7 separate regions of the Mus musculus genome follow, and all the other regions are linked to region 2. The links are chromatin loops, found by intact Hi-C in ENCODE. Cell type or tissue: gastrocnemius. All regions are shown on one strand.

Region 1 (4,000 bases), 220 kb before region 2:
AGGTGGCAGCCATCTCCCAGTACACAGCAGAGTAAACTCGGTAAATGATGATTGCTGTTTATATATTCATACTTGGTTAAGATCCTTCAAATTCAGGGACAGAAACAGATCTAGTTAGAGCTAGCAATGAACTTTTATCAAGACGTGTAAATATGAACAACAATTTGGGGGCAGGACAGCTGGGCTTAGATCTTACTCACTTTGCTTTTTAAAATTTCTTCTTTTGGAAAAAACACAAGTGATTGAAATCCTTCTGTCCTTCAAGGTGACACCACAAGGACACAAACAAAAGCTCAGCTTGTGTCATTTGTAGTTCCACCCCTGAATGCACAGGTAGTTATTATTTGAGCTTGTGCTTTAAAAAAAATACAGTGTTATATGTGAAATGATTAATGGAGAAATGTATCCTATTATCTGGTAATTGTTAGTTTTTCATTAACAGTGATAAGTTTCCTCACAGAGCATCATGGCCATGATGTCAGCTCTGTTTTCTGCTATTCTGGTGTTGCCTGGTCTCTCACCTTTACTCCTAATGTGTGTTCATCCACCAGCCTGGACCTCACAGAGCATTAACAAGGAAAAAAAAAGTTCACTCTCTTCTTCCTTCATCCTCCCCAGAGTACCTGAAATGGCATGATGGTAGGTGTGGGGACAAAGTCAAAGTCAAAGGGAAGTTGAAATTCAGAGGACTGGAAATACATCAATAGGTCCTCTCCTTCCCACGTGACCTTCAATGGGGAAAAAGGACCACCTGGGCCTCACTCCATCCCAACTTCATGGAGCATGATTCTTGCCTAGACTAAGGTGTCACCTTCGTACCTTACCTTCCCTCTGTCACTCACTTTCCTGCATCCATTCCTTCCTGTGGCATTCATGAAGGTGGGGGTGGGGCATAGAACATGTCTTTCCGAAGGAAGTAAGTCATTTCACACAAGTGTGTGTGTGTGTGTGTTCATTTCCAAAATCCATAGAATTTTATTACAATTGTTAGTGCACATTTGGTGAAAAAGCTGACTTAGGGCATATTTCTCCCTTGAAGCTGAGGTGTAAACACCATAGAGGAAGGGGAGGTCAAACGGGGAAGACCCCATCAGCTCCTGAATCTATCAGATCCAAGACATTCTGGAGGGCCAACTGAGGACCCCCCACCATAAGTAAGTAGACAAAAGAGGTGAGAGAGAATTGAGGTGAGCCCTGGGGTGGTGCAGAAGGCCTGGCTTTCTCCTGGGTCTGTGTTTACTGACTCCTAAAAACCGACAGAAGCCCTAGGACCCCAGATCTAGAAACACGCAGGGAGCACATACAGACACAGTTCCATCTACAGTTTCCAAGGGACCAGCTCTCCTGGGAGGCCCCTGCAATGCCAGTGCTAAGGCTGGCAGTGGGAGTGGGAGTTGGGGTAATCTGAACACCTAAGGTCCTCTTCCTTTGACCTCAGGCAGATATACCTCTGTCTTGACATTCTAGTTAATTCTGCTTCTGCCTGGTTTCAGAGCAACCCCTGGCACTGGCCAATCCAGGAGTTTCCGGTGTTGTGGGTGTTCTCAGTGTTCCTTCAGCTCTCAGATTTGCAGAGATAGCAACACCTGATATCCTGGCCACCAAAGAAGACTAAGTCACCCCAGGAGGCTAGCAAGGCAGTGAGCCAGGGGAAGAGGTAAAGGGACTCCAACTCAGCCAATCAACTCAGCCCTGCTCAGCCTGTCTGCCCATTGGTGTTTGGAGCCAGCTACCTTGCCTGGTGCCCTAGAAAATCTCTCTCTGCATCTGTGACCTCCCCCCACCATGCATTTTCATCTAAACCAGGGGTTTTGAATTCTTCCCTGACTGGCTTTTCCTGGCTATGTCCCATCAACTCGGGAGCTATCCATCCCTTGTCCCCAGGACCCTTACAACCCGGACCCCTGGGTCTAGTCACAGCAGGTGCGGGCTGGGATTGGAGTTGGCCAGAGAGGGAGGGGTCGGGTGAGTGGGGGGCAGGATTTGGAGAGGGTGTGACGAGCCTGGAGGAGGGGCTAAATACAGTCAGGAAGCCTGTTAAAGAAGCTCTGTGCTCCAGCACGGCAGAGAGCGCCTGGAGCCGGAGGGGAGCGCATCGGTGAGTCAGGCTTCTCTGAGCCGAGCCCCGATACGGGTGCAACGCGGTGCGGCGGACTGGGGTTGCCGGGCTCCCTGGGACGGTGTGCTTGGATCCCTGTCTAGCTAGATCTTTGTGGGCTGAAGCGCACCCTTGAAAGAACTGTCCCGAGTAGATGTAGGAACACGAGATCGTGGGCACGCAAGGGAAGCGAAGGGAGTGAGGGTCTCCCTGGTCGTGAAATTCCCTGTTCCTGGATGACCAGAAGTACCAAAGTCAACACTGGCGCCTGCAGAAGCTGCATTGCCCAGCCTGAGCTCTCAGGCTAGAAGGGGACAGCGCTCAAGAGAGCCTGGAGTGAGGGATGCGCGCGCTGCGAGCGCGCTGGGGTGGCGGAACAGTAGCCCGCGCGCGGTAGAGGGCGAGTGCACAGCACGCCGACTGGGCAGTGCTCACAGACCCAAGAGCGCCTCTCTGCTCCTAGGTAAGAGGACTGTCAGCCAGGGTGATCTAGACTCGGTGTTTGTAGCAGGGTTCAGAGTGTAATATTGTGGGTACCAAGGGTTGATTCTGGAAGCTTGGGTTCCAAGTGCCGAGCACCAGGGTCCTCGGTGGGGCCTGCTGGGCATCCCAAGGCATAGCCTTACTGCTTGGGTCACCCAGTACATTCAGCTGTCTGCTGCCAGGTGTGGCAGAGGCTGGCACCCGGGATTGGGAAGGGCAGCGGTCGCTCTTGGGTTCAGGCAGAGAAGCTGCAGGGGAGGGAGAGAGGATTCTGGGGTCAGGGTGTTGAAACTTGAATCCAATGTAAACATAAGGCGTCTTTAGCACCGTTTGATTACAATGCTCTTGCTTTCCTAAAACTTTCTGAGATTCATAAGGAAGGTGATTTTTGGCTTGACCTTTCTCATCAGGTTTACTTCAGAGAGTCAAGAAGAGCCTGCTTGTTAGGCTGGTTTTTCCAAGTTGTTCCAGACTGGAAATTGTGCAGTTTGAAGGATAATTTATGGGTCTTTCGTGCGTTAAAGTGTATTACTACGAAGTCTTTTGGGTGCTGTGGGTATTAAGGAAAACTCAGTGCACGTTCCCAGCTGCAGACCAAAAATACTGCTCTCCTGGGTGCCTCTGCCCCCATCTATCATGGGAGGCCAATGGAAACCCTGGAGAAAAGCCATTTGATGTATTGCCCCCATCCTCCCAGAGTCCTCTCTGGCAGTACCAGTCTACTCTCCCCATAGGCATGGCCAGCTGAACTTTGCAAACTCAGAACTAGCCACAGAGGTCCCATCCATAACGTCTCCTCAGGGTCTCGAACTCCTGAAACTCAGTTATAACTGATGAAAAGGGCTGCCTGCCCCTCTCCCAGCAGTTCAGAGGGCAGTGCAGTCGCCCTTACCACCCTGCTTGGCCAGTGTAACAGTTCTCTACCAAATGAAACTTCCCCTCTCTCCAGAGTCACGGGCCACATTCGGTTTTCGTCTGCTGAGTAAGCCATGTGTCAGCCTGGCAACCTGAATTACTAACTCATCATAGATGGTATTCCCAGAGGTTCACAGGGGACACGCAGCTGGAGGAGAATGTGGTCTGGGGGATGAGGCCAGCATGGCTGGTAATGACATGCAGAAGACTTGACTGTCCCTTGTGCTGGGTCCTTGAAAGAGGATGGGGTTAATGACACATCTCTGCACTTTCCCTCATCCCAAGAAAATGTTAAGGGTCCCAGGTGTCAGAGGTCAGGGTCTCTGTGGTGTGGGACACATGATTTGACAGACTATCACAGTGACTCAGAAGGTTTAATAGTCAGCCAAACTCACTGTCATGCCTGGATAGCCACCTGCATATCAAAAAGTTTGCAGAGCTGAGTTTGTTCAGGACAGTCATCCTCATGCTGGTGGCTCTCAGTTCTTTCCTTTTAATCTTTAG
Region 2 (4,000 bases):
CTCCTTGTGCACCCCTCCTTGGCACACACTAACGTTGGTCTCCGGATGCAGCAGGTAAAACACCCCGCTGGCCTGGTAACCTGCCGTTTTAAGGAAGCCACAGACTTCAGGATCGAAAGGGATTGTAGAAGCCACAGGATCTCCTCCAGAGATGCTCAGTCAAACTCAGTGGCTTTCACGTCATAAAGGAGGCATCCTGCCCTTGTGAAATGGGCTTCACTGTTATTTTTTAAAGAATACTATGTGAACATTTAGCCTCATTCATAACAGCTACCCTTCACAGTGCTCCATGGGGCTTCCTGCTGGGAAACTACACTTAAATTCTCATGTTTCATTCTGAATATCTTTTTGGAGACAGTGGGGATTGTTCAAGGGTGACCAGGCACCCTTGAACAACTGGATAGTTGTTACACCATGTTCCTCACTTAACCCATACAATCCCAGAGTTCCCTGTGCTCCTGACTCAATAAAGTCTCACTTAAACAAGACTCTAACAACCAAGAATGGGAGACAATCAAAATGTTCTGGGATTTTTTTAAGATTATTAAAAAGCAATCAAATAATAAACCATAGGTATTTTTATAATCTTCTTTTCCCATGTTTCCCTTTGACCAAGGTAGAGCCTCCTCCTAAAACTCTCTCTTTGGCTGTTTCCAGCCTAGCAGGCTGGACCCCTCTCCACAATACCCACCCCACCAGCCTCCTGATTTAAAACAAAAAGGAAAAACAAACAACAAAAACACTAATCTTACTTAGTTCATGGCTTTTAAACTTCCTTTAGTCTCCCACTTCCCTGTCTCTGCCCTACAAACAAGTTCTAGGAATGCCCTTGGAATTAAATCATAAACTTTAACCCCGCGTCATGAGGTGAAGAGAGACAAAGCCCCCAACACAGCATCTTTCCTCTGCAGCCCCTTTGCTGACACTGATGTCCCAGTTGCCCACTCCCACCACCTGGATCATTCTGAGAATGGCCCTTTGCATAATCCCCAATGTCTCTAAAGAGAAGCACACAGTACTGAACGCAAGAATGTAAGTGTAGTTTCCCAGCTGGGCCCATGGACCATGAAGAGGGGCCGTTACGAATGAGGCTGAAGACTACAAGTGACACTTATTTCACATCTAGGCGTGTGCCGCGAGATGTGCACTGATGGATATGTGCCCTGGTCAAGGCTAAGCATTGCCTGGCAACCCTGGGAACATGTTCAATTTGAGGGTCTCTCAGGCAACCCCAACCCTCCTACCAAAAGCATATGTCCACTAACATAGCAAAGTAATGCCTCATGTTGCTCAGAAACATTAAAGCAGCAGGAAGGCTGGAACCCTCAAAGCTTGTCAATAATTAATATTCACTGATGATTTAAACCATTTCTGGTCAGAACTAAGAAGTGAGAAAGGGTCTGTATTTGCTGTAGCCAAACATTATGTGTGTCAAGCATGGCGTGAGAGAAGAGTACATAGAGAAAAAAGGATGCATCTGAAGAGACTGACAGGAGACCAGCAAGAAGCCAGGCTGCCAGATCCTGAGTGCCTCTGCCAGCCTCTCTCACAGCTGGTTGAGGAGCCTAGGAAGAGCACGGCGAGAGTGCCCTCTAGTGGAAGGACCCAGAGTTTGGCTCCCCTCTGCTCTGGGTTTAGCCTGGGTTTACATTTTCTGTAACTTCTTCACTCACTTATTCAGTAGGCACGGGTTGAATTCTCTTTGTGTGCTAAACGCCACGATGAACGCCAGGGAAACATATCACTAAGACTTGACCATCACTCCCAAGAGAGTTTCAACCAGGTGAGGAGATTGGACAACTCCTGGGAGGGGTGCATGCATGTGTGTGTGTCCCTGTATGTGTATGTATGAGTGCATGCATGCATGTGTGCACATATGTGAATGTAAGTAAGCGTGTGTGTGCACTTGCGCATGCATGTGTGTATGTGTGTGTTTGTGTGTGAGTGTAAGTGTGCATGTGTAAATGTGAATGTGTGCGTGTACGTGTGCATGTGTGTGCATGTATGCCTGTATGTGTGTCTATTGTGAGGCTGTGCAGAGGTGGTGAATCAGGAGGATCTGCCCGACAGATGTGACCCTCAAGCTGAGAAGACGTTTAGTTGACAGGCAAGTGGACTATAGGTGTGTCAGTCAAGACAGCTGGGGCTAAAGATGCTCTGACCCATCTGGGGAGAGAGAAGGTGAAAAGCCAGAAAAGGCTGAGAGGATAAGCCTATGGTTTCTCATTCCTTTAAACATGACAGGAAGCTAGACAAGCAGCGAGCTATTTTACAGATTCACGAATGCATTACTCTGATGGAAAGGGAACAGAAGTTGATCCTCAGGGAAACAAGACTGAAGGCCAACAGAAAATGAGGGTCTAAATTAGAACCAGGACAAGAAGCCGAATGGAGGAAGAGATGTGGTAGAGAGCAGGTCAGCAGGACTTGCTTACAGAGTGGGTGTGGCGAGGAGGCAGGAATGGGAAATTCTCAATCAAGTCCCAGCTCCAGCTTGTGGGGAGGGGGCGAGCTTGATGGTGTGTTACTCATTAAACCAGGGATGGGGAGAACGTATATGAGGAAGACGGTAAGTTCTATTTTGAATATGGGGAATTGGATGTGGCTAAGAGGAAAATTCTGGGAGGTAATTGGTAATTGACTGTTTAGTCTGCAGCCTGGGGAATTGATCTAAGGGTTGGCAGCAGTGTATGGCATGGGAAGGGAAATGGCCTTCCAAGGGAGCAGCCACCATAGAAAGAGAACAGCTGCGGGCAGGCTCTGAGGCAAAGCTCTCTGTTCAGAGTGGAGGCAGATGCCCTGAGAGCTGAGAATAACTGAGAAAGAGAGCCAGGTAGGCAACTCCTTAGCGGTTAACAATCCTCTTGGAACCATGAAGATTAAGAGTCATGTAACAAACTCAGCATGCGGTAGGCACGCACAGCTAGCTCCCTCCCCTACTGTAGTAACGTGGCTAGGAAATTCAATGTAACAGAGCCCCGACCCACAGTAGATCAGCTTGTGTGAAGGATAATGGATGTGGCTCCTCCCACTGATGGGAACAGTGAGGGGTCTGGGTCAGTACCTCATGTGTGCTCTCCACCGAGTGGGCACTGTTGACTGATGTCTTCTGTGTTCACTGAAGTTTAGGAACAGATTCTGACATTTAGATCCCAGTAACCTCAATGACCTCCCCTGACGCCCAACAAGGCTGAAAGATAGAGATGACTGGCATTTCCTATTTATAGATAAGCACATCAGATTAATGAACTAACCAGTACCCCGGAGCTCTTGACTCTAGCTGCATATGTATCAAAAGATGGCCTAGTTGGCCATCACTGGAAAGAGAGGCCCATTGGACACACAAACTTTATATGCCCCAGTACAGGGGAATGCCAGGGCCAAAAAAATGGGAATGGATGGGTAGGGAAGTTGGGGGGGAGGGTATGGGGGACTTTTGGGATAGCATTGGAAATGTAATTGAGGAAAATACGTAATAAGAAGAAGAAGAAGAAACACTATGAAAGGTGCCTAATACTCCTCAAAAAAGGGGGGGGCCTCTTTAAATCATGTCATCTCTAGGCTGTCCCTCTTGGGGAGTGAGGAAGGAATAGGAACACACACACACAGACACACACACAGAGAGATACACACACACACACCCACAAGCATGCACACACACACAGAAGATGGCAGCCACTCTTTGCCAAATCTCAGGGTTCCCCCCCCCCTCGGTTCTATAAGTGCCTCAGTTTTCCACTGGGAAATGGGACTAAAGGGTTCAGTACCTCCCTTCCTTCCTCCTATTAGGGTCATGTTGGAGGCTTCTGGAGCTGAAGGAGGATGTGAAGGCCCACACTGGCTGTCCAGTTAAATGGCAGGAAGGTGCAGCCCTTGCCCCTCACTCCCAGTAGATGGGTATACTGAGAAGTTAGATCAGTGGTTGGATGCCTGACACTCGCTGCAGTCACTTCTGAAGCTGAGGCCAAGTGGAAGTATTGGGAGCATGACAGTTATCCAC
Region 3 (4,000 bases), 440 kb before region 2:
AATGAAGCCCATGGTGAAGACTGGTGAATATTTCTCTGCTGGTCAATTCGCTTTACATAGACAGGATTTGCTAGAAATATGAAAACCTAGAAATGCTGGTTTTTTCAGAAAAAAGAAAATCTTTTATTTTCATGTGGAGCCTTTTTAGCTCAGATAACTCCATGGGCCTTAAAGTCTATTTTGATGATTTTAATATATCATTACATACTTCCTGCTGGTGAACATTTGTCTGGAGTGTTTTAAAATTTAATTTAGTGTTATTATTTGTGTGTGTGTGTGTGTGTGTGTGTGTGTGTGTGTGAGATGGTCAGGGGGCTGTGTACATGCCACAGTGCATGTGTGGAAGGCACAGGGCAACTTGACTTTGTGGAATTGCTTCTATCCTTCCACATTTATGTTGGTTCTAAGAATCGAACTTGGGTCCCCAAGCTTGCCTGGAATACTCTTTTCCAGGTTTTTCGTTCAGTATTCCCTTAGTGCTTACCTGCCTTTGAAATGACACCTACATGAATTCAAACAAACAAACAAACAAACAAACAAGCCAGACTAGTCCGACAGTCTTGGCCATATGATGAGAGCTTTAAAGGCTTTCACAGACACTGCCATTACTGCTACGGTGTTTTCTCGTATCTTCTTTCTTGTGTTAAGCACTGTCTTGCTGTATTTCCTCACCTTGCTAGTGTAAAAGTTGTTCAGACATTTTCTCACAATGTAGTTTACTCTGCAAACAAGCTCAGGGCTCTCTCTCTCTCTCTCTCTCTCTCTCTCTCTCTTGTTCTCTCACTCGCTCTCTCTCCCTGCCCACCCCTCTCCCAATCTCAGTGCTAGAAACATAGGCAAATAACAGTAGTGGAGTGACTACCAAAGATGAGGGAGCACTAAGATGAGTGCTCCAAGTGCCTGGTGCTCTGTGGGAGGACTAACACTCATGGTGAAAGTTGCTAATATTTTGGTTTTTTTCAAGACAAGATTTCACTGTATAGCTTTGTCTGTCCAGGAATTTGCTCTGTAGACCAGGCTGGCCTCAGACTCAGAGGTCCACTTTCCTTTGACTCCTGGGTGCTGGGAATGAAGGCATGCACCACCACTGCCAGGCTCCTTTCTAATGTTTTTATTAGTATGTATTAATCATAAATAAGAGTGGGTACAGTGACATGACCATACCTGTCTTATATTTCTTCTATCACTCACCCAAATCCCCACTAGCCTTTAGTATTCTCTTCTAGCTCCCCCAATCTCCCTCTTCATTCTATCCAGCCCACTTCTTTGTTATTTTAATACTGGGGGACACATTGTGCCATGGCATGATTGTAGAAGTCAGAGGACAACCACAGGTCGCTCCTTGCCCTTCAACTTGCTTGTAACGAATCCCTCAGCCTAGTTCCAAGCGTTGGGGACATTATCCTGTCCCCATTCTCCCACCTCGCCATAGGAGTGCTGGGGTCACATATGTGTGCCACTGTGTGCAGGTTCTTTACCTCCAAACCTCAGGTGGTAGGGTTTGTACATAGACCACTGGACCACCTCCCTCCCCACCCCCTTCCCCTTTTTACTTTTGTGTCTGGGTGTCCATGTCTGTATCTGTGTTCATGGCTGGGGGAGGGGTGGGAAGAAGAAAGAGAGAGAGGGAGGGAGGGAGGGAGGGAGGGAGAGAGAGAGAGAGAGAGAGAGAGAGAGAGAACCCTGAGCCATTGCCTCCTCCTAGCAAATCTATTCCTATGCCTATGACATTGTCTTGGTTCATTTTGGAGAACCCTAGGTAGTACAAGGCTTATGTAGACATTAGGGCTGAGATACTAAGATTAAAATTCAGAAGTGGCTATGTTAACTTGTACATGTATTTCCAGATCAAATTCAGGAGATTTTCCCCCCTAAAGATAAAGGTGTAGAAAGAGTCACCATGTGTCTCAAAATCAGGTGAATTTTGTGCTGTGTCTCAGAACGGCTCACTTAGGAGAGTCAGTCCTTCATTTGTGGTCCTCACCATATGCTCCTGAGACCTGAAATGTTTTCTAGAAAAACACATTGGAGCTTTGTGTAGCTTAGTGGAACAGCACTTGATTAGTGCGCACAAGGCCCTAGGCTTGATCTTTAGCACTTGTATGTTTGAAGAACCACACACTTAGATTCCATACCAGGCAGTTAAATGCCCCATCCGAAGCTCAGCTCATTTCTAGCAAGCATTTCAAGCAATCTTCACACACAGACGGTTCTGTGACAGCCATCAGGCCAAGCAGTGGCACGTCTTCTACACCAGATGGCACCACAAACCCAGTCTAGAATTAGCTGTCCACTCAGCTTTTTTTCTGCTTGCTTCTCTTATTAGGGAAGAGAAAGTCGCAGCTAAGCCCAAGGCACAGTCATTCTGCTAACAGTCTGCTAGTGAAAGGCCTCCCCGGAAGAGGCTAAGGTTATTGGCACAGACAGGTGAGGACTATTCTCTTCTGAGTGACCACCTGGGACCACACTTTAGTCCAGCCCGCAGTTCGGGTGAGGAGTCCTATGAAACACTGAAGACTCAGTCAGAGGCAGACTTGTGCAGAGCACAGAGAGACTGCACCCTTCCAAACCACTGTCCCTCCTGGTCAGTGTTCACTTCTCCCCATCAGAGCCAGGTACAAGTATGTTGACGCTCCATCCCCGCAGAGCCAGGTATCCCTGTATCCTCTTCCCCAGAAGCAACCCCTCTATGTGGTTTGAATGAGCTATGTCCCTCCCCCCAATAGCCTCACTTGGTGGTGCAGTTTGGGGAGGTCTGGATGGGGGAGGGAGGCCCTGCTGGAGGCTGTTTTGAGAGTTTTTAGCCTCGCCCTACTTCCCATTCACCCTCTCTGCTTCATGTTTGCAGCTAAGATGGGATGTCTCTGCTGCCTGCTGCAGCCACCTGCTGACACGCCTGGCCCACCATTATGGACTCTCCCTCTGGCTCCCTAAGCCCAAATAAACTCTTTCTTCTATAAGCTGCTCTTGGTAATGATGTTTTATCACAGCAACAAAAAAGCAACCAATATAGCATCCTTCTTCCTTTCCTAGGATAATTGCTGGTGTTGCACTGGGCCCCAGCATCCGAGTGCCATCATCCAGACTCCATCATCTGGGCTCTAGCATCTAGGCTCCATCATCCTGGCCCCAGCATCTGGGCTTCTATTGTTCCCTGTATCTAGGCCCATGCATTCTTCCTTGCTTCTTGTAGAAGCAGGAACCACACATCTCTGCACTCTCCGCCTTCACCCTCAGGCTCAGGCTCAGGCTCAGAGTTTTACACTCAGGTCATTTCTGCAGTGTTCACTTTCACCCATCTTTGTCTCTGTCATCCCCATGCCCTTTGGTGTGTATTTTCTGCTATTGGATTTTTACAAAATAGATAATTTTTAAACTCTATGTACATGGGTGCTTTTCTTGCACATATGTATGTTCAGTTCCCCAAGAAGCCAGAAGAGGGAGTCAGATCCTCTGGAACTGGAGTTATAGCCAGTTGGGAACTGCCATGTGGGTGCTGAGAACAGAGCTCAGGTCCCACACAAGAGCAACAGCATCCTTACCTGCTGAGTCCTTTCTCTAGTCTCAGCCCTTAGGTCTTAATGCACTGCTATCCAAGTCTTACCTTTTAGCCCAGCATTAATAACTCTCACTTCTATGGCTTAATGTCTGTACTGCTGACATTATTCCTGGAAGAAAAGATGTCTGGAACTCCTCAGGTTGATGGAAAGGACAGGGAGTGAAGAAGACAGGGTGTCACAAGCTGGGGAGCGCAGGGAGCATGAACCCATGGGAGACAAGGGTCACCTAAGCATGTTGACTGTGGAGTTGCATCGGAGGATAGGAGAGTGGACAAGATCAGGGAAACCAATGGGTAATGATTCCTGGTGATGTTAGTAACAGAGAAGAGACAATTACTGTCAGTCTTGGGACGCTTTCTGTTGTCATAACAAAATACCAGGGGGTGGGTACTTTGTTTTAAAAAGAGGCTTCTCTATCTCACAGTTTTGGAGATTCAAGA
Region 4 (4,000 bases), 360 kb before region 2:
ACTCCTAGAGGTTCTGGTTTAACAGGTGGGATGTGGCCTAGGATTTTAAAAGTTCTGTTGGTGGCATGTGCAGCCAACTTGGAGAATCACTGGCCTAACATGAAATCTGCGTTATGACTTGCCCCACGGAGGGCTTTGCCCAGCATTCCTCAGTGCTACCAAGAGGAGTGATTAGCCCCTCGCCACCACTCTCCCCACCTCATCTCACCTCACCTAAAATATACACTACACACTGATGAACATATAGGTTCTGCCTCCCACATATGAGCTGATGCAGGAGAGTGAGCATGCTCAGTTCATATTTTGGGGTGACCGTGACGAGAGAGCTCTGTCAAGTGTGAAAGGCATCTCGCTCCACAGGTCCCAGCATTGTATGCAGTGCTGGTAAAGGATAAGGGGAAATCCAGAAATGCCTTTGCTTGTGACCTAATATTTCTGGGGTAGTTTGAGGCTGGGACCCGACAGTGTTACCTGCTTCCAATGTTCTGCAGTTCAGCTTCTTCACGGTTGTCTTGTTCCAAGACCCTCTCTGCACAGCCTCAGGGAGCTGGTGTCTGTCAGTGCCTTGCAGCCTCTGTACACAAGAAGGTGTCAGAGCCACAGACGTCCTGTGGGTGGTCTCAGACAGCGAGAAGGCTTGTAGAACTCTCCCAGGCTGTATGTCTTGAGTTCTGGGGAGCCACACTGATGGCTCGGGCATTGGAGGATGGTAAGACAGAGTGGAGAAGGGTGAGTGCTGTCCACTCCACAGCAGTGGCTCAGGGACCCTTCCCTGCCTCTCTCATGCTCCCTCTCCTGCCGCTCTTTATGTCTATGGTTCCTCCCCTAGCAAGGGCAGGCAGAAAGTCAGGATGGATGTCCCTTAAGAAGTGCCTTCATATGGAAAGAAGACAGAATGCTAATCCTGGCCCATCTCCATCATAGTGGCAGCAGCAATTTGGACTGTGGGAAATGTTGACTTCTTCCCTGTGGTCCACCAGGAGCCCATTGTGTTGATGTTCAGGGTGGAGCTGAGAGACACTAGTGGTCGCTGCCTCCCAGTATGATCATTCCTCCCAGCAGATAGAAACACTTGAAGGGAAGGTCAGAGCTCCTCGGGACCCACCACTCTGAGGCAGTTTTCCATTCATTCATTCATTCGTTCATTCATTCATTCCGCAGCCATGTATTGGACATCTACTCCATTATGAATATATAAAAGCCATAGGTATTTAAAAATGACTTCTTTCTTATTTATTTATTTATTTATTTATTTATTTATTTATTTATTTATTTATTTCATGTGCTTGTATGTATAACATGTGAATGGAGCTGGCCACTGTTTACCTGTGGAGGTCAGAAGACAATTAGCGGCATTTGGTTCTTGCTTTCCACCCGGTGAGCCCAGGAATCAAACCCAGGTGGTCAGCCTTAGTGGCAGGTGTCTTTACACACTGGAATGCTTCACCAGCCTCTATCACTGTCTTTAATGATCTCAAGCAGTCAGTAGACAGACCAGAAATGCACAATGGGTGTTTCCTCTGAGCAGATAAACACAGTGTAGGACAGGAGAGGCAGTGCCATATGGAGCCTGTAGGTGGCAGTAGATGCCCACAGCAGTCTGTGGGGGTTTCAGGACACCTGGGGTCACTCACCACTCTGGCTTGGACTGGACAGAAAGAGGGCCCATATCTTCAGAGTGGCTCAGTGTTCTGTATTCTTGGAAAAACGTATGTTGGGCCCCATCTTGGACCCTGGACATCTTTCCTAGATATTTTCTCATCACCTTAGGTAGAGGGATGAAAAGAAACCTAGGGAATTCACAACATATTAAGCACTAGCAGTTATATACCAACCAATGTCCATACATTCAAACCCAAGGAACCCATCTCTAAGTTAAAATGCAATTCCAGGGTCAAGTTCAAACTCACTTTGGGATGGACTTTCTGGGCACAGAGAGGCCCTGTTCTCAGCTGCAGGTCTTTCCACTAAACCTCTACTGAACCTTCTTAGACTGTTTCAAAACAGGTTCTCTTCCTGCTCATACACTGGTGATGGCCCTTTCTGGATCACCCACAGGAGCCGGGTTCTTAGAAGTTCCCAAATGATGCCATAGTTTGCACACATTGTTTCACTAACCATAGGAAGTGGGCTGTGTTTCTATCTATGTTGTAGTAATGGTAAACTGAGACCTAGAGAAGTTAAGCAACTTGTCTATGCTTCTCGGGCTAGCTTCTGCTTGTTGTGCAAAACTCAAACCCAACCAATTCAACCATGGAAACCTGTGCTTACCTACTCTGCCGTGATGCTTTCCTAGTGGGGGTAACTGAGCACCCATCCCCCCTCCAATAATCAGTATGAGCTTCTTAGGGCAAGAAGCAAAAGTCATAGCTTCTGAGCTGACAAATACAATGTATTTCTTGGCTGTGAGACATTGGGAAAGTCAATTTACTTCTCTGAAAAGGAGCATAGCCCTGATACTGGATGTGAAGGCTGGATGATACTGCAGATGTGAAGGCTTAGACTATTAGGAGTTAGAAACCCCTGCACCCCCCTGCTACCCCTTCTCTATACAAGCTCACTTCTGAAAGTGTGGATTTCTGAAGGGAGACTGAAGAGACTGGAGCCTCAGAATACAGCAGGAGGCCCCAGTGAAACCTTCTGTTCCACTGAGGTTCTCTCTGCACCCACCAACATCCCGAAGCTGAGCCCTTCTCTTTTATAACCAGCACACATAACACAGTTGTGTTTCTGCCCTACCCCAATTTGTTATCATGGATTAAAAGGCAGGATTGGACGTGATAAATCTAATCCAAGTGACTAAGTGAAGAGGGTGGAACCATACCAGGTTCCTGGATGCAGAAACCGAGCCATTAGTCAGCATTCCATAGATGATTATCAAGTAGGAGGTGCACTATAGACCTGGGTGAAGATGTGTATCTTCTTTGGACATTGTTAACTAAAGCCACAGGCATGAATGAAATTAGCCAGGGAGAAAGTAACCAGCAAGAAGGCCATACACCATGGGATGGGGACAGAATTGAGTTGCTATAACAATGACGTCATCGTGTCATACCGTGTGCCATATGCCATGTGCTCACATGACTACTCAGCACTGTAGGTGACTTGCAGTGTCCTGGAGAGTGGCTTCACAACCTATCTCTCGTTATAGCAACTTAATTCTGTCCCCATCCCATGGAACCTGTATGTGAGGGGGTTCAGTATAGAAACTGCTGACATGACCAGTCCATGATACGGGTAAAGTTTTTATTGTGGATATAAGAGAAAAAAAAACAAAAAACAAAAACAGAGGCATCTGGAAGATTCCAGAGCATAAAGAAAGAAGCAGACTGGATATGGCCAGGGATAGGAAACTATAAGAATGGAAGACAATAGAGAAGATGGGGAGATGAAAAGAGAGCGAGAGAATGGGGGGGGAGACAGAGGCAGACAGACAGACAGACAGACTGACTGACTGACTGACTGATAGAGAGGAAGGGAGGGAGGGAGGGAGAAAGAGCGAGAGAGAGAGAGAGAGAGAGAGAGAGAGAGGTGGGAAGAAGGGAGGGAGGGAGGGAGAGCAAGAGAATAGTAAGAAAAAGAGAATAAGTGTAGAGAAGAAAGGTTTCTAAGGAAGGTGCGCAGCTGCAGTCAGGGAGAGGCAAGGAGACCGGTGCAGTGGCTAGCTTTTATGTAACAGTAAATCCTCTCATAGTCCAGATAGAGCTGGGCCTATACTCAAGTTTGGACAAGTCGCTGTAGAGCATCCTAGTTTCTGTTACAAGTTGACTGTTGTGAGGCTTCCTGGTATGTGTGTGTGTGGTTTTGTGTGTGTATATGAGTTTGCGCGTGTGTGCACGCGTGCGCACACACACACACACACACACACACACACACACACACACAAAAGAATGGATTTCCTAAGCTATCCTCAGTGATAATGAGGATAATTTTCTTACTCCTGTAGTGCCTGACTGAACAGTGCAAAGAGGGCTGAATGGGCAGTGACTCCAGACAGCTG
Region 5 (4,000 bases), 620 kb before region 2:
TTCTTGTGTTTTGCTGTTCTCCAGCAATGTCAATCTGCCTTTATTTCCAGGTATTTTATTTGTTGTGTTTAGAAGTCCATTTTGCCTTGCTAGTGAGGACACATTACTCGCCACGTCGACACTTAATTTGAGCCACTCCAATAGCACCTCCGCCAACCCCCCTTCTTAGTTAAGACGATCATCAGTGTTTACAGACATTGCCGTGCGTAACAAGGTCAATGCATTTCTTGAAATGAATTCAGCCAAGACTGGGATATTTTCAATGTGTAGACACGGGTCACCCAGCTTAGTTCTGTCACCTTAGGAAAATCATTTAACTTCTGAGTTTATAGACTCCCATCTAGAAATGGTTGTGTAAGAATAAGATTAGCTAGCTGGGTAGGAATTTGCTGAATTCACAAACAGGTGGAGGAGGTATGTGGGATCTACTGTCTCTTCTCCAATCTCTCCAACCTCACCGCTGTGGAAGCTGGCTTTAGTTGTGAGTCAGAGGGAAGATTAGCAGTCCCTTTGCCCTCAGAAGGAGGGCTGAGGAATGTTTCTGGATACCGTGAACACTGGCCACACATTGCAAGATACAGTGGCTATTCTTGGAACCTTGCTGAGATGATGAAGTGGGGATATTAAGAGCCCACAGGTGTCAGAGGCCATGTCCCATGTCCCAGAACACCAGAAAGGCTTGCCTCACGCCTCACTGGATTATGTGCCCACACGTCCCTATGTAGATGGAAACTAAATCTCAGAACAACCTCTCCAAGAAGCTTGATCACCTTCGCTCCATCAGCCTGGTTGTCTTCCCTAACTCTGAGACAGTGTTGAGGGTTTGCTAGCACGGGAAAGCAGAAATAGGAGTCAAGGACCACGTTAGAATATAACTCAGGAAAGATGAATGGAGTAGGCATACCCCCAGATACTTCTCTGGGAACAACTAAGGACAGTGTTCTCCCCAGTCTATACTTAACCCACAGTCTGTCAGACAAGAAGACAGAGCTATAAAGAGCAACTGACTACACAACTGGGGTAGAGATGCAGGTTCTTGCACAAGAGTGAAGTGTGCCGCTTATCCAGGCAGTGTTGTGAGCAGCAGTGAGAGTCCTGCTACTCAAGTATTTACCAGAACCCAGAGTAGTGTCCACAGAGAGCGAACCTCAGTGGGCAGGCCGTGAGCTGCTTCTGTCTTGCCTGGGATGTCTCCAGTGACACTTTCGGACTGGATGATTTCTTCCTGTGTCCTATAAAACATTTACGGCACCCCCTAGATTGACCCACTCCAGTAGCACCTCCACCAACTTCCCTCCAGAGTTAAGACAATCAACCCTGTTTACAGACATTGCCAAAGGCCTCCAAGGGAAGCACGGGCAAAATTGTTCTTGAATGAGAGGCACCGATGGAGCCTTCTGGTTTTAAATCCAAAAGTGGTAACATTTGTAATGATTCCCAGGGCTGGAGCTTGGTGTGAAATGCAGAGATATCTCCAGTAAAATAACAAATTAATAATAGTAGTAGTAGTAATAACATGTATAGCTAACACGTACACTAATTTGTTTATGTCTGTGAAGCCACAAGGCATTATTTATATGTGCCCACCCCACACACTTAGCAGAGGCATACGGTGTGGCTCATCACACATGCTTGAGTCAGAGTCCCAGCTGCTGAGGTCCCAGCTCCATCTGTTACTGTGCGTGATGTCGGACAAAGAAATCCTGTCTCTGCACCTCACAGTCTTGGTCCATAATGTAGATGATGGCAGTGGCCACCTCACTGTGCATCTGTCACGCAGGCATCCCATTCATACATGGATATAGAGGGCTCAGCACCACCCTGGATGACGTCTCCGAAATATCTCATTAGAGTTAAGAAATAGTACCATCATCATATGAAGTTGGCTTTTGTGTTTTAGGAGTGAAGAGACAGTTCATATCTGTGTGTCGCTACTTTTCTGAAGTGTTTACAACTAGCGTAAAGCTTACCAAATCCAGCATTGAGACTGCTGAGCATGACGGGATTCAGAATCAACCAGAAGACATAGCGGTAGATGTGTCTATAAAGGACTTTCCAAGGAAGTTTAACTGAGGAGGAAAGGCCTACCCTGAAGTTGGGGGTAGCTATCTTATGAGCTTAGCATAGTTCTAAGCTTTTGGAACTATGAAAAACAAATCTCTGCGGCTTATGAGAATCTCAGGGAGTCAATAAAGAGGAGAAAGTGAGTAGAGAGCCCAGCATCTATCTCTCTCTCTGGTTCCTGACTGAAGATGACATGTTAGCTGTTGCCCAAGCTTCTGCCTCCATGTCTTCTTCCCTGCCATAAGGCACCCTCACACTGTTAGCGAAAATACCGCACCAGCTGGGAAACCCCATCTGCTCAAGCTTATGGAGAAAACTTCTGGCTGACACATCACACACACAGAGAGAGAGAGAGAGAGTGAGACAGACAGACAGACAGAGACAGCAACAGAGAGACAGACAGACAGACAGACAGACAGAGACAGAGACAGCAACAGAGAGACAGACAGAGACAGACAGACAGACAGACAGACAGACAGAGACAGAGACAGCAACAGAGAGACAGACAGAGACAGACAGACGGACAGACAGACAGAGAGAGAGACTATACACACCTTTCCTCCGCGAGTTGTTTCCCGTCAAGCATGTCGAGGTAGCAGTGAGACCAGTAACTGATACACTTTCCTATGATCTTTTAGCAATGATGAGTAGTTCAAGCTTTGGGAGGATTCACCCCACCCGTATCTGAAGGATTCAGGATGAGTCTATTGCCTGGGCTGGAGCTTTTAGAGATGACTGGAGAAGATGTTGCTGTAGTCTCTAGGAAGAAAATCACTACAGTTTCTTTTTTTTTTTCTTTTTCTTTTTTTTTTTGGTTTTTCGAGACAGGGTTTCTTTGTATAGCCCTGGCTGTCCTGGAACTCACTTTGTAGACCAGGCTGGCCTCAAACTCAGAAATCTGCCTGCCTCTGCCTCCCAAGTGCTGGGATTAAAGGCGTGTGCCACCACGCCCGGCTAATTGAGTGAAGAGCCCAGAAATTATGCAATCGCTATTCAACAACCAGATAGTCAATATTATGAGTTTAAGACAGGAGAAGGTAGAGCAGAGGGGACAAGGTTGTTGTTGGTGGTGAGAAGATTCATAGCATAGTGATTTGCGTGAGCAATGCCCCCATAGGCTCAGATGTTAGAACAGGTTGGTGGCACTGTTTGGTGAGGCTTAGGAGGGGCAGCCTTGCTGTAGGAAGTGTATCAGTTTTGATGGGCTTTGAATGCTGTCTTTTTCTTCTTGTTCACTTCTTCTGCTTCCTGCTCACCATTGTGGTTGAGAAGTGACCTCTCTTTGCTTCCTGTTCCTGCCGTCATGCCCGCTGCTTGCTGCCTCCGCTCTGTCATGATGGACTCTTATCCTGCTAGAACCATAGCCAAAGAAGCCCTTCCTCCTGTAAGGTGCCTTGGTCTTGGTGTTTAACATAGCAACAGAAAAGTAACCAAGACACAGCAACTCACAGCTGCTATCTCCAGGTTTTGCTGTCACATAATCTTATTTAAATATCTCTAGTTTTTCCCATTGCTTAAGAGTAGCCCAAAATACAAACAAACAAATAACACTCCTAAACTAAACTACTTGAAATAACTTTGACCAGCCAGAACGACAGTATGCTACTACACTCCTGACCCTCAGTGCTGTGGGGTTAGTGGTAAGGTTTTGAGGAATCAATTAGGTCTTGAAGGTATCAAGGTATTAATTACGTGTAGCCTTCATGAATTAGATTATTGTTCTTATAAAAGAGGCTGCAGGAAGCTCCTTCGGCCTTTCTATCATGTGCATGCAGTTAGAAGCCATCTTCTATGAAGCATGATGTAGGACCTCAGCGGCTGGCACCTTGATCTGGGACCTCTAAGCTTTTGGAACTATGAAAAATAAATTTCTGCTGCTTATAAACCATATTTTTTATAGTACTCTGTTATCGTAGTCACACTGACTGAGACTGAA
Region 6 (4,000 bases), 380 kb before region 2:
CAAATGGGCAAGCACCAATTCCTGTCTCTACTAATGATACTCTGTTATGCTTGCCTACAGGGATCTAGTATGGCTATCCATCCAGTAGCTGACTCAGACAAATACAGACACCACAGCCAAACAGTAGATGGAGCTCGGAGACTCTTATGGAAGAGCTGGGGGAAAGATTGAGGGCCCCGAAGGGGATTGGAATTTCACAGGAAGACCAACAGACTCAACTAACCTGGACCCTTGGGCTCTCAGAGATTAAACCACCAACCAAAGAACATACACAGGCTGGGCCTAGGCCTCACTGTTCACATGTAGCAGATGTGCAGCTTAGCCTTCATGTGGGTCTGGAACAACTGGAGGGGGATTGCTATCCCCAGAGCTGTTGCCTGTCATGGGCTGCCTTATCTGGCCTCAGTGGGGAGGGTTCATCTAGCCTGGAAGAGACTTGATGTATCAGGGTAAGGAGATACCTAGTGGGGTGCCCATCCTCTCAGAGGAGAAGAGGAGGAGGTATACAGGGGAGAATAGCAAAAGGGGGTGACCAGGAAGAGGGAGCAGTGAGTGGGTTGTAAAGTGAATAAATTTTTAAAAAAAGAAAAAGAAAATCATGGCATTTGTAGAGAAGAAAATACATGATTTTCAGCAAGGGAAAATGGAGAAGAAATACACACATGACTCTCTACCTATCCTTCAATAGACACAGGAAATTGTGTAAAATCTCTGTCTCTGTCTGTCTGTCTGTCTGTCTCTCTCTCTTTCTCTCTCTCTCTGTGTCTATAAATGATGCTTCTGAAATGGTTGGAATTTGGAATTTAAATTTTAAATTTTAATTTTAAATTTAAATTTTCTGAGACTCTTTGATGTAAACTAGATGACTTCTAAAATCCAAACTGACTTTGAATTTTGTGTGCGGTAATCAGAGCAAATGTGTACACCAAATAACATCAGGTCTGGCAAACCATGAGTAAAGAGGAATGCAGTAACTCGATACTTATGCTCTCGACCACCTCCATTGGCATTCAATAGTTTTCTGGGAAATTTAGGAACACATAGACTATTGAAGTGATGTATTCTGATAACACTCAGGAATACTTATTATCACGTTGCAGTGCTCATGTTGCGGTTTTGAAACACTTTATATTGAACAAACTTGATCTCAGTTCAAGGACAACTTGTTGGGATTTGAAAGCAAATCTTACCTCTTGAGAAGAATGAGAGAGACTTAAGGAGGTGTGGAGAGAATGCTGAACTGAATCCAACATCTCTCTGTAAATGTCTTTTTTCTTTTTAATTATTTACTTTATGTATGTGAGTACGCTGTAGCTGCCTTCAGACACACCAGAAGAGGGTATCAGATCCTATTACAGATAGTTGTGAGCCACCATGTGATTGTTGGCAATTGAACTCAGGACCTCTGGAAGAGGAGACAATACTCTTAGCCTCTGAGCTATCTCTCAAGCCCATAAATGTGTTTTAAAACAAATACTTCAGCCCTGTATATATGTCACAGTTTCTAGAATAATGGTTGAAATTGGAAAGTCTCATAAAATGTAGACTTAGCCAAAATAACCCTTCACTCTTCTATTTTTTTGTGTTCATGTATATGTATATATGTATGCATATATGTGTACATATGTGTATATATGTGTATGTATATGTATACATATATGCATGCATATACATCTCTATATAAAAATTTTAAAATTATTGTTTGCAATAAGTGCACTGCCTGAATGTGTGTATGTGTACCATAGGTATATACTGCACTTATTGATGTCAGAAGAGGGTATTGGATACCATGGAGTTACACACAGCTGTGAGCTGCCATGTAGGAGCTGAGAAACAGAGCCCCAGGTCATCTGTAAAAATAACTAACTCTATCAACCACAGAGCCAACTCTCCAACTCTGTTCTTCCATCTAAGTTTAGTCAGAGAGTAAGGATTCCCACTAGGAAAAATAGGCTCCTGGGATAGAGATATGACCTGAGAGTGACCCATCTCATTGCACTCTCGCTGACCGAAGTGGAAATCCCCAGGCCCTACTGTCCACAGCACTAGAGGTCCCTGTCCCAGCCCAAGGACAATGTAACCATGGCAATCCTTGGTGCCATCTAAAAGAAGTCAATCGCAGGGAGTGTAAGAAGAGGGTTAGGGCTGTTTGAGAATGGATGTTATCTGACTTCCCACAGATTTACATTCAGTTCAAAGCCCTGAGGACCCCTGTGTGAAAAACAGTGCATTAGGGAAAGAGGATGAGAAGAAACGAGGATTGGGTGGGAAAGGACATGGGCCAGGGAAGAGAGAGCAGAGGCAAGAGGAGCCGTGGAGACTGGGAAGTCCAAAAGAGGCAAAGGCTTTCTGTGGGGTTAACGTTCCTTGCGGGACCTTGGTCGGCTCCAAGCGTGCTCCGCCCCTAGGTGGTGCTGTGTAGTCAGCAAGAGCAGGAAACAACCATTGTTGGAAGCAAGATATTTCTCTTTGATACGAGGGCTGGCTGGACTCTGCTCTCCCATACTACTCTAGATGAACCCAGGAGTTGGTCCCTGTCTGCCTCCATTCTCCTTACTCTTATCCCATCCTCTAGGAACTTTCTGGATACTGCGTCCTGGATGCTCTCAAGAAATCCATTAAATGGGCAGTGTTACCTTTTATTATCTTTTATCCGTAGATGAAAATAACGTGCCCGAAACTCGGAGTGAGAAGCTCAAAGTTTCTCTGCCCGGAGAAGGTTTAAATTCAGATCTGGGGACAATTTACGAGCCTACGGGGTTAGCTCATGCTGGACTCCCGAAGGCCACCTCTGGGACTCTGAACCTCGCTGGTGTATCTTTCCTGCGGGCTTACATGGGGCCAGCCTGGCGGCCACCTGGCTCTCTATCAATCAAGCAGCCTTGATGGAGCGGGGACCACATTGTGTACAGAGCCCTGCCCCAGCCCTTGGCAGAGGGAGTCACAGGTGGCTTGTCAGGAGGGAGGTGGATTACTGTGAGTCATTCCTTCCCCAAGGAACCTATGGCAGATTCCTTGCTCATTGGTCACTAGGGTGACACAGCTGAGTGTGAGTAACCAGAGAGGGGGAGGGGCAAAAGGGAAGAAGAGCGGGAACTCTCTAAATCATCGCAGCTGTGAGGCATCCTAAAACAAGGAAGGTTTCTTTTCCAGTTCAATTTAAACCTGTCAAGACCTGTGGACGTTACAGGCCAATGACCCAAGAAGTAAATGGAATTTTTATATAATTATTAATTGGCACCGAAATTGTACAAATTCCGAATTAAAAAATATATATTAGTCAATGTTATTAGGGTGTAACAGTAATCTTTAAAAAGAAAACATAGCTGTAGAGAGCATTGACGAATGTATTCCACATTGGGGGTGGTGAAAAGCAGAAAGGAAGAGGAAACAGAAGCAGAGGAAAAGAAGGGAGAGAAAAGAGAAAGGAAAAAATCTGCCCTGGGGGTCCCACTGGGCTATGTGTCTGGCCCTGGGACCTCTGGCCTCTGCTTTGTCTATTTCTCCTCTACATGGCTACAGGTTTTCTCTCTCTGCATTCATATTTTGCCAGGTGCTTAACATAGAGGCAGACACACAAGACTTCTAAAAGGCACTTGCCTATCAACACTGCTATCAAACTTGCAGGGAAAGAAAACAGGATTCAAAGGTGTATTATTTTTCCCCATGCTTACTGGCAGCAAGCATAGTGATTTTTCACTGTGCTTTAAAAAAAAAAAAAGATTGATTGGTTAATTATCAATTCAGGTTATAACCTGCACCAAGCACTTCTTTAGACAGTTACTAAGTGGCTGAGTGAGTTTTCTGGAGTTGAGTAGATATGGGATAGAGGCAAGCCAACTGCAAGTTTGATAGCAGTGTTGATAGGCAAGTGCCTTTTAGAAGTCTTGTGTGTCTGCCTCTATGTTAAGCACCTGGCAAGTTGCAGAAGTAATAAAGAAAGAATTAAGGAGAAAAACGAGATCGAGATGATATATAATTATGCTTCCTTACCTTTAAG
Region 7 (4,000 bases), 610 kb before region 2:
AAGAGCCTTAGAGAGGTCTCAGTCCTGTGGTCCTTCACCATCCCAACTCTGGCCCTGTCCCTCACATCTCTCTGTCATAAAAACCCCTCCTGGGGACATGGGCCACCAGGGATCTCCAGGCTGGGTTTGATCTCCTTATCTCAACACTAACTGGACCATACCTGCAAAGTCTCTTTGGCCCTGGAAGAAACAGTTCTCGGGTCTGAGTACTGAAACCTTGGTGTCTCGTGGGAGGGAGCCCCACTGAACTCCCTAGATCTGGACATGTCCACATCACCTCTGACACCGTTTTGTCCTCTCTGCTGCCCCTCTGACTCCATGACAAACTAACACTAATCTTTCCACTCCTTGTCTACAGCTTCTTCTTCTTCTTCTTTTTTTTTTTTTTTTTTTTTTTTTTTTTGAGATAGGGTTTCTCTGTATAGCCCTGGCTATCCTGGAACTCACTCTGTAGACCAGGCTGGCCTCGAACTCAGAAATCCGCCTGCCTGCCTCTGCCTCCCGAGTGCTGGGATTAAAGGCGTGAGCCACCACGCCCGGCTTGTCTACAGCTTCTTAAGAACTAAGTTTGTTCCTTCTGTTCTTCTGACCTCCCTCTCTCTGTCCCTCCTTCCGCTCTCCTTCCTCCTTTGCTTTGCTTCTTATTTTTCCTATTAAAGCCCCTGTTTTCTCTTTTTCTCCTGCCTTGTAAATTCTATGTTGTTTGAACTACTCCCTCTTTAGGAGACCAGGCAGGCTGCTCTCCTTATGCAGACCATTCAGAAGCCATCACAAGCCAGATAGAGACAGTAGAGCCTGCTCCTAGTGTCTGAGCCTCACAGCTGCATGGCAACAGGTGATTAACTGAACTTACTCAGCCTCAGTTTCTTCACCTGTGAAATGGAAGACTTGATACTCAGTTCAATGTATTTGAAATAAAACAGTGTAGAAATGTAATGAGCCCAGTGGCTGCCCCACAGCAAGCACTGAAAGCATTATCCTCGTGGCTGGATTGGTTTATATCAACTTGGCAGAAGCTATACTCATCTGAGAAGAGGGAACCTCAGTTGAGAAAATGCCTACAGAATATCAGGCTGTAAGCAAATATTTAGGGCATTTTCTTAGTTCCTTATGTGGGATCCCCCATCCGACCTGCAACCTATTGTGGGTGGTGCCATTTCTGGCCTGTTAGTCCAGGGTTCTATAAGAAGCCTGGCTGAGCAAGCCGTGAGGAGCAAGCAAGTAAGCAGCACCCCTCCATGGCCTCTGCATCAGCTCCCCCTCTCGGTTCCTGTCCTGTTTGAGTTTCTGCCCTGACTGACATCAGTGATGAACTACACTAAGGAAGAATAACTGATATAAACACTTTCCTCTCTAAACTGCTTTTGGTCTTGATGTTTCATCAGAGCCATAACTCTAAGTGTAACAGCGTCTTCCTCCTTCCTGAACTCTCAACGAAGAGAGTTTATTTGGTTGAGTATAAAAAGCCAGAGTCATGGATCAATCTCCATGTGGGCAGCCAGTTGTAGCTTTGTAGCAATTCTAGGCTTGTGTGAGGGACACAAGACCTCAGAGAAAGATGGTGGAGGACAGGGATAAGAGTTCCTCAGCTGGGTTCAAATCTGGGCTCTGCCAGTACTAGCTACACGGCCTCAAAAATATACTAAATCTCTCTGTCCCTCAGCTTGCCCATCTGTTAACTGGGAGGAGTAAAATGACCAGCTTCATAGAGATGCTAAAAGGAATACATTTGCAGTGCTTTTGAACAGGCCAGGCACAAAGTAACTCCACAATGCTACTTAATATATTGTTACCGAGCTCTGCTCTGGAACCATGCTCATGAATGCTGGTAACAGATGGTTCCCTGATCCAGTAACCTCAGGCCTATCTAAGAGGCTAGGAACCCCGGTGGGAGGGATGTTTCCAAGGAGAAGTGCCGCGTATCAGGAAGCGAATGGGAGGCCCAGTCTAGACCAACACCCTCCCCAAGGAAGTAACATTTGTTAAAAGCTGCATTGGGATCATGCTAGTGGAGCCTTAGGGCTTGTTGTCAGACTAACGTGGCTCTCTCTGTATTTGATTCCATTCGGAAGTTTCCAGATGCTGGGGAGGTCGAAAGGCTGCTAAGGGGCACCTGACATTCAGCGCTCTGAGGAAACATAGCCTCCGGGCAGCTACCACACCTGTGCTGGGTAAGCCATGCTGTGTGGGGATCTGCAGCTCTCCCCTAGGACAGCAGCTACCACAGCAAAGCCAGGGCAGGACAGGGGGTTCAAAGGCTTACACAGAGAAAGATGCCATATTCGGCTTGTCCACTGGGTGGAGTATTTTAGTCAAAGAAGAGTGCTGTGGAGGCAGTCAGTGTAGGAGAGAGGCAGGCTTGGGCCTGTCCTGAGTCTGGCCCCCTCAAAGAACCTCCTCTGAAGGGAATGCAGGCCTCTCTTCCTAAAGCCCAGTCCAGCCCAGGAGAGGCCCCAGGCCTGTCATCCTGGTGGAACTCAGAACCAAGGAGAAAATTTGAAAACCAGGAAAGGGCTCAAATCTGACTCTGTTTGTCACATGGAAATCTGAGTGCTAAGGACGAGTAAAAAGAGAGGGGACCTTCGCCTTTGCATGTAGGTATGACCTTTAAAAGTAGATGAGAATGTGTGTGTGTACAGGACAAATGTCTGTTCTCAGTATGTAACTGTCCTTGCAGGAAGGAAGTCTAGGGAGACACCCATGTCCCTTCCATCGTTTGGCTACCAAGAAACTGGAATTTCCACGGCAATCGAGTGCTGGGGGTTGGAGGGACAAGGTTAAGGTTGTCTGAGGGGAGACTTATCTCTCAGGAGTTCACACCATTCTGAGACTGGAGACAGACCATGGTGGTTCAGTGTCAGCCGGGACCTCTCTACCTTGACTAGGACTGCTTAGTCACACACAGCTCTTGGCCTCCCTTTAAACCTACATCTCAGGCCAGAGCCCCAGGGATGCACGAGACAGTGCCTGGACCCACTTACTAGCTTCTCTTCTGGTGTGGCCATATAGAGTAAATCTCCTTTCTCCGCTTTTCACTATTGTCTCCTTAATTGGCCTGTTGAGGACAAGTGACCATAGGCCTCTTCTTCTTCCTCTTCTCCTCCTCCTTCTTCTTTTGAGAACAGGTCTCACGTCTCGATCAATGGCATAGAGTTCATCATATAGACCAGGTTGCTCTTGAAGCTGCGATGATCCCCCTGCCTCTCCTCCCTCAACTTCTTTCTTGCATCAACTAGCCCATGGCCATCATGATTCTTCTGTCTTTCTTGACTGTTCTTGGGGGCATATTTCCTTGTGACATAGTGTATGATGTGAGTGCTCTCCTCATCAAGATATAAATTCATGAATCCAGGTCTACAGTGTGTCTATTCCCTATACCCAAAAGGAGGCCGATAGAAGATGTTTCAGAAAAATCTGTGTAATTGACCAGTAAAGAAAACACCCTGGCTTTGAGTCCCAGTTTACCCGTGAGGTGGATTATAGGGAAGATCAACCAGAATCATGTTCCTGGAATCATCTAGCCACCTTTCAAGACAGAACAAGTGGGAAGGGATGAGGTTGGGGGACTCTAGGTGTCCCATTCACAGAGGTAAGAAATAGAGGCTGTTAGAGAGCCACAGGCTTGTATTACAGTGTGACGGCGAACATTCTCTCTGTATTTGCTTGTTTATTTATCTATTCTTTCTTGCTCAAAATCAAAGGCAACAAAACTGAAAGCGCCTGTCATTCCTTGCACACATAACCAACCTCACAGGCTTCAGCAGACTTACACAGACCTATAGTGTGCTACATACCAGTTTGGGCAGCGTTGATGGGGACTGAAAGCTGATGTGAGGCATGAAGGTTGCTCTAGACGTGGCTGCAACATCCATGTTTATAAACCCCGTAAGGCTGGTGAATGGAACAAGAAGAGACACCAGGAAAACACGGAGGGAAGGCCGCTACCGTGTAGTGTCAGCCAGAAAAATGTGCTGCTCCCTACAGGGTGGACACGGGTTCA

Evidence for each region. A loop is a pair of places that touch in the nucleus more often than their neighbours do. Peaks named below come from ENCODE experiments on the same cell type or tissue, not always from the same donor. Only the 100,000 strongest peaks of a DNase experiment are listed, where the experiment ranks them.
Region 1: a loop joins it to region 2, with 4 times the contacts of the local background. A loop is called at or near these places in 15 of 42 quality-filtered maps.
Region 3: a loop joins it to region 2, with 16 times the contacts of the local background. A loop is called at or near these places in 21 of 42 quality-filtered maps.
Region 4: a loop joins it to region 2, with 11 times the contacts of the local background. A loop is called at or near these places in 23 of 42 quality-filtered maps.
Region 5: it touches region 2 in a loop (2.8-fold over the local background); 17 of 42 quality-filtered maps call a loop at or near these places.
Region 6: a loop joins it to region 2, with 9 times the contacts of the local background. A loop is called at or near these places in 16 of 42 quality-filtered maps.
Region 7: a loop joins it to region 2, with 3 times the contacts of the local background. A loop is called at or near these places in 17 of 42 quality-filtered maps.

The regions. Positions count from the first base shown.
Region 1 is chr3:102,467,863-102,471,862 of GRCm38, forward strand. It overlaps Ngf (nerve growth factor), which reads left to right and starts at 2,057. Exons shown (of 3, transcript NM_001112698.2): 1 at 2,057-2,098. In gastrocnemius, no CTCF peak of the experiment used is centred here; DNase peaks (open chromatin) are centred at 1,980 and 2,496; H3K4me3 peaks cover 2,007 bases; H3K27ac peaks cover 1,954 bases.
Region 2 is chr3:102,690,427-102,694,426 of GRCm38, forward strand. It overlaps Gm40112 (a long non-coding RNA gene), which reads left to right and starts at 3,887. Exons shown (of 3, transcript XR_867534.3): 1 at 3,887-4,000. In gastrocnemius, a CTCF peak has its summit at 1,598 (motif pointing left); a DNase peak (open chromatin) is centred at 1,553.
Region 3 is chr3:102,247,306-102,251,305 of GRCm38, forward strand. No RefSeq gene overlaps it. Among named protein-coding and RNA genes, the nearest start is that of A230001M10Rik, 13 kb to the right of the region's middle. In gastrocnemius, a CTCF peak has its summit at 2,254 (motif pointing right); a DNase peak (open chromatin) is centred at 2,249.
Region 4 is chr3:102,333,797-102,337,796 of GRCm38, forward strand. No RefSeq gene overlaps it. Among named protein-coding and RNA genes, the nearest start is that of Gm40110, 37 kb to the right of the region's middle. In gastrocnemius, a CTCF peak has its summit at 1,577 (motif pointing right); a DNase peak (open chromatin) is centred at 1,570.
Region 5 is chr3:102,068,894-102,072,893 of GRCm38, forward strand. No RefSeq gene overlaps it. Among named protein-coding and RNA genes, the nearest start is that of Casq2, 16 kb to the right of the region's middle. In gastrocnemius, no CTCF peak of the experiment used is centred here; DNase peaks (open chromatin) are centred at 1,657 and 2,343.
Region 6 is chr3:102,307,516-102,311,515 of GRCm38, forward strand. No RefSeq gene overlaps it. Among named protein-coding and RNA genes, the nearest start is that of A230001M10Rik, 47 kb to the left of the region's middle. In gastrocnemius, a CTCF peak has its summit at 2,402; DNase peaks (open chromatin) are centred at 2,409 and 2,924.
Region 7 is chr3:102,079,755-102,083,754 of GRCm38, forward strand. No RefSeq gene overlaps it. Among named protein-coding and RNA genes, the nearest start is that of Casq2, 4.7 kb to the right of the region's middle. In gastrocnemius, a CTCF peak has its summit at 2,298; a DNase peak (open chromatin) is centred at 2,296.